Regions from separate parts of the Homo sapiens genome. Here region 2 is linked to region 1. Evidence: chromatin loops called from intact Hi-C (ENCODE). Cell type or tissue: gastrocnemius medialis. All regions are shown on one strand. Each heading gives the region's core, and the rest is flanking DNA. Links, peaks and the distances in the headings are about the cores only.

What was found. Hi-C counts contacts between places; a loop is a spot of excess contacts. Peaks named below come from ENCODE experiments on the same cell type or tissue, not always from the same donor. Only the 100,000 strongest peaks of a DNase experiment are listed, where the experiment ranks them.
Region 2: it touches region 1 in a loop (2.2-fold over the local background); 9 of 110 quality-filtered maps call a loop at or near these places.

What each region holds. Positions count from the first base shown.
Region 1 is chr3:46,934,236-46,937,038 of GRCh38, forward strand. The region is part of intron 2 of CCDC12 (coiled-coil domain containing 12); the gene reads right to left. It overlaps LOC124909375 (a long non-coding RNA gene), which reads right to left. Exons shown (of 2, transcript XR_007095901.1): 2 at 2,247-2,475. Among named protein-coding and RNA genes, the nearest start is that of CCDC12, 41 kb to the right of the region's middle. RefSeq lists enhancers at 1-297, 1,264-1,558. In gastrocnemius medialis, for the core only: a CTCF peak has its summit at 1,508; DNase peaks (open chromatin) are centred at 779 and 1,406; H3K27ac peaks cover 2,500 bases.
Region 2 is chr3:47,016,132-47,018,934 of GRCh38, forward strand. SETD2 (SET domain containing 2, histone lysine methyltransferase) reads right to left here. Exons shown (of 21, transcript NM_014159.7): 20 at 1,507-1,608; 21 at 305-1,123. The coding sequence ends at 962. Among named protein-coding and RNA genes, the nearest start is that of NBEAL2, 38 kb to the left of the region's middle. In gastrocnemius medialis, for the core only: no CTCF peak of the experiment used is centred there; no DNase peak of the experiment used is centred there; H3K27ac peaks cover 2,500 bases.

The sequences.
Region 1 (2,803 bases), core at 49-2,548:
TGCCCCTCACCCTCCCAGGGCCCAATCTAGCCCACAGACCACTCTGGGAAAGTGGATGGTGCTCAACCCCATAAGGCTGCCCTGAGTGGCAAACTGCCAGCAGCTGCTGCACTCTGCCAAAGACTCTTTTCCCCACACAGGGAGGGGTCTCAGTGCCAGCTCCACTCCCTTTCAAAAGTTGGAGGATTTTAGCCAAGGAAATTTTAGCCAAGTCACTTCACCTGCCTGGACTGTAGTTTCTTCACCTATAAATGCAGATCACATTAGTCCCAGAACAGAGGTGAAGACTTCATAAGAGGGGCTTTGGAAGCTGAGATCAGGACATACAAGATATCAAGACTTAATGCACACAGAAAGGATTCAGCTGTGCTCCTACCCCACCCTACCCAGAAGGGAGGTGCCCGGTGCCAGCACATGGTGAGTCGGCTTCACCATCTTCCTTAAACCAGTTCTCTCTTGATTCATTCTCCCACATTCCCAGGCCTATTCCCAAGAAACAGGGTCAGGAAAAACGAGGCAGTCGTGGGTCCCTGTGCTGCTGCTTCAGCAGGAGATCTCCACTGCCCATGACTGGGACATCACCAGATGTAGACATCCTCTACAGTGGGACTGAAAGAACTCAGGAGGCGTGATGGGAGCCGCCCTGGTCGGTACCACTACGGTGGAACAATGCATGCCAAATCAAGCTGATGTCATGGATCAAACAACCATGATCTGTGATACACCCTGGTGTGTGGAAACCATCAGTGGGGCCCAGCACACAGAGCAGAGAGGCCTGGCATTGGCTGGACTCAAGGGTTTGGGCACTGGGCCAGGGCTGGGCCTTAGCTGGGGTGGGAAGTCTCTCCACAAGAGGGTCATGCACACATTGAGCTGGGGAACAGATTTTCCATCTCTGAAGAAGGAAGGCTAGTGGCCTCATTGCTTTTGCAATATGTGACACCCAGCACCGGTCAAACAACTATCTCTGATGGTGACCGACTTTTCCAGCTGTGTGCAGACCTCCATACAAAGCCACAGGGAGGTGGTGGCTGTGGAGGTTGGGAGGTCGGGACTTGCTTGTTCAGGCACTTTCTGGCATAGGAGGAGGCGAGTGCTCCTGGTTAAGTGCCTCCTCCCTTCTCCTCCCACCTGTCAGCCCCAACCCAACAGTCCATCCATCCCACAAGGCAGGGTGGCAATGGCTGTCAGCCACAAACGCTGCCCTAGACATGCCTCCATGGCACATATCAGCCAACCTCCCATCAGGAAGAAGTGACGGAGAGCTTTTTAAAAAAAAAAAAAGCAGCTAAGCAGCTGACACTGACATGAACGCCCCTGAATGCCCTCTTCCATGGGCCAGCTTTCCAGGGCACATCTTATCTGGGCAGTACACAGGGGGCTGGGGGAAGGGAGCTGCCTTAGGGATGAGTCATCCATGCCTCTACAGAGTTAGCTACAAGAGGGCTGGCAGAGACAGGGAAGAGTCAGCCCAGAGAAGTAGGGCCCATCTAGGGGTAGGAATGCATCCTTTCTTCCCACAGAGCCTGGGCTGGTGGAGCTGCTGGAGCTCACTCCCACCCAATGGGGATTTGGTTGTATGGGGATAGGACAGGATTTATCCTAGGAGAATAATACAAATTTTAAAAAGGAATCTGGATCTATAGATTCAATGCAATTCTATCAAAATCCCAGCAAGCTTTTTCTAATAGATATTAACAAGCTAACTATAAAATGCATAAGGAAAGGCAAAGGAACTGTTAGAATAGCTAACATAATTCTGAAAAGGTCTCCTCAGGCAGTGGGGCAGGAACACAGGCAGGCAGGCGAGTGGCTCTTCAAGATGGCTGGTGAGGGGCAAGGTCCTGGGGTGGCTCCCTCCAATCCTGCTGGATTTTCATTTACTTAGCCACAAACCCTGGCCCTACAGTGTATCTGGTTAGACAAATGAATCTGCAAAATGAGACCACTCAGCTTATTTCCAAGGACTATCTAATGCAGCAAATAAGCGAGGCTCTACAAAGTGGTTCCTAATCACAAACTTCTAAGTCACATTTCCTTATTTCTACTCCCATCCATTGCCTCACATTTCCCCCAACTGTTGCCTTATTTGCAAAGCTGGCACATGCTTTATGTAAAAGTTACTTCTGCCTTTTCGAGGTGTGTCCAGAGTCCTTTCACTCTCTCGGGAGGACCTCACGGTGCCTTCCTTCTGCCCAGAGCCCCAGCACTAGCTGGGCAAACAGGTATGGCATTTGCTCTGTTCGTCAGGTGAAGCAAGTTTTATTTCATTTTTTTCCACCTTTGGTTGAAGATTCTGCGGCTCACTGAGGCAATGTGACTTGCCCAGGGTTAGAAAATTAACTGGCAGGGCTTGGCCTCAAACCCGGGAACTGCTTCCAAAGCTTGACCTTACTCCATCTGTCTATGTCCTTTCATTTCAGGGACTGCTGCTGAACCAAGAATCTTCTCAACATGTGTTCTTCCCCTAAGTCCCTAAATTAAAGCAGAAAAAAAAAATTTAAAGCATGATGAACTAGCTACATCAATATATGGAACTGACCACCAGGCAGGGGACACTGAGTGACCTGGAGAGTAACTGAGGCAGATGGACCCTGCTCTCTGCCAGCTAATGGGACATAGGGAGCCGAGACACTCACAGGCAGCAGGCCCTGGGGTCACCCAGTCATTAGAGTTCAGAGCTGAGTGGCCGTGTGGGATGGAATGACTCAGGGAGGAATCCTGGTCAGGGCATAAGAGGAGAAACTAGGGAACAAGAGGAAGAGGAGGGCGCCCCCTCCATCTCTCTGTAGGGCCTGGGTCA
Region 2 (2,803 bases), core at 304-2,803, 82 kb after region 1:
TAGTGCCAAAGAGGCCCTAGATGCTGCTTCTTTTGCTCTGGAATGCATGTGCAAATTGACCCAATGCCTGAGCACAGCCAAAAGATCCCAAGCCTACAAGTGTCAGTCACCTGGCAAATGTGCAAATGTCTGCCCCAGTCATAGTAGGACCTGTGGAGAATGAACAAGTCCTGTAATAAAATCCAATCACAGGGATTAACCTTGGACTTCACACACCTAAGGCCACTCACTATCTCTCCTTCTTCCAGTGACATCATTACACACAAATATGCTTGATTAACTTTTAGGGAACACACATGCCAAGTTCTTTAATTGATTTTATTTTTTTACATAAAAAGTTCAGTAAAAATTGGATAAAGTAAAGTGATTTTAAGCAGTAAATCAATCTTATCAACATAGCACAAGGCTGGCCAAAACCACAAGGCAGCCTGCTTTAGAATATTTACATGATAACAAATTAAACCTTGCAGGAGAACTTAAACTGTCCTTACAAAGTCTTCCTGTGATCCTAGCATGTAGAGGCTAAAAGCAAAACGAAAACCAAACAAAAACCAGGAAAAAACAAATTATTTTCAATATATTCACATATACATTAAAATATAATACAGATCATCAGGGTAAAGGGTTGTGGGTGGGGATGCGCATGGGTCTGTGCGCTGACAGCACCGCCAAGGAGAAGACCCAGGTTTAAGAGTGGAGTCAGGTCTGGCCAGGGTCTTTTCTAAGCCCTTGCACCTCTGATGGCTTCTAACCACATGCCAACAGCTCACAACTAGGTAATCACTTGTAGATGGAGTTCATTTTTGTGGCCTTCAGTTGACATCTGCAGGGTTGAATTCCCCAGGGTGATGTATCATCAGTAGCACAGTGCTGACAGGGGTGGGACAGAAAGGCCCACAGGATTTCCTCTCCCTAGAGTCTGTCTTACCTGACCACCCATCCTCCCACCCTGGCCCAACAGTCACTCTAATTCAGTGTCCTCTTTGGGTTTGTAAACAGCCCCAAACTTCTGCATGTACTTCTTAATGTACTCCTTGGTTTTGTGTTTCACATTCTCATTGCACTCCAGGTCCTCAGGATTCTTACAGTACTTCAGCTCCTTATTCATAACACCGTGAGTCAGCTGTCCAGGGCACAGGAAGAGAGACCACAGCCACCAATCAGAGCAGAAATTATATGAGGGGGAGGACAGGGGTGGTAATCCAGCCTGCTGCTTCAGGGCCCTTCTCACCAAGACAGGAAGTTAATAAGGGGGTAGATGTTGGGGCAGGCTGGTGCTATGATCACCAGAAAGGACAAGCTGAGCTCTGAAAATTTCTTAGAGAACTACTGCTGTCATGTAAGGTACGCATCCCTCCCCAAACCTTCCCTCCCCGTTCCTGGGTCCCCAGCTCTGACATCTGACAAGAAAAAAAAAAATACTTTCTATGATGAAAAGGGCTTCTTAGAAGGTACACAGTTTGCCCAGAACATTGCCTGGTGGGCTACCAAAAGCAAGGGGAGTACCTTGCGAGCCAGATGTTTAAAGTCTTCAGTTGTGGTAATTCTTCCCACTTTGCAGTCAGGTTTCCGGTAAGGGTTCAGGCACTGGACGATGAACTGGGACATCTGCAGGCAGAGAAAAGAGAACACGTTGCTCAACAGTCCAGAGAGGGCAAGGAGTTGTACTGAGGAAATAACTAGAAAAGGTAGTGAGTAAAGCCAGCCAATCCTTCTCCTTTTCCTCCCTCAGGTTAACTGGTTTGGACAGTGGAATACTAGTAAGCCAGTAAGATCTGAGAAAAGGATACGGGCTCAGCCTGAGAGGGAAAGAGCTCCCCTGGATGGACTAAGCAAGCCTTAAAGGAGGCTGGAGGGACTCAACAGCATGACTTCAATGCTGAGTCCTTCAGCAGCCCCAGGTTTCAGTCAATGAATTTTGTGTCCTTGGCATAAAGACAGTAGCTGGGTTCTCTGGGCCCTGGAGGCAAGGCAGAGCACAGCAGGTGTTCCAGAGCTTCTATGAGGCTTAGCAATCCCAGGAACCACAGGAATTTTGTCATTGAAGGGTACTTAGATTCTTTAAGTGGTCATACCACAGCATGTGAAGCAGATGGAAGCATGATATGACAGCCAGCAAAGGAAAACCTAAGCAGAATCCTTTTCCTTCCACCACTTACTATGTCCTCCCTGGGCTGTCTAAGTATGGTCTGTCCTACCCAGGTGCTCCCAAACACTCTAGGAATAGGACCTTCAGAGGTATTTGTGGTGCTAAGATCATAGGGGACAAAGAGAATAAAGAGGCCAGTCATAGCCATTTCATCAGAGAGCACTTTGAACAAAGTCTACCCATCACTAAAATTCAGTGAGCCTTCAGGTGTTCAAAGAACAAGGCTATATCACAAGGTAGGCACTAAATAAACAGCTGCTGGTTCAATGAGCTGAAATACCAGTATGTTCACAAAGGGACCATAAGAAACTAAATTTTATCCCTGCATAAGCCTTTTAACTCAAGGTTTTTCTGGGGTTTCCTGGCCTCCAAACTCTCTTCCTTCAGTCTATCCCCTCAAACACAGATAGGGATTTCATTACCCCCTGCTTAAAATTCTGCAATGGTTCCCGATAACCCACAGACACATAGTTCCTATATGAAGAAGAACAATACCATTCCACCTCATTTTCAACAGCCCTCCCATATCTTGTGCTATAGCCCATCAGGCCACTTACAACTCCCTGGAAGGGAAGATGCTCTCTCTTGCCTCTGTACATTCTATTGATATAAGTTAGATCCCCTGCTGATCCATCTGGCCAATTCCTACCCCTG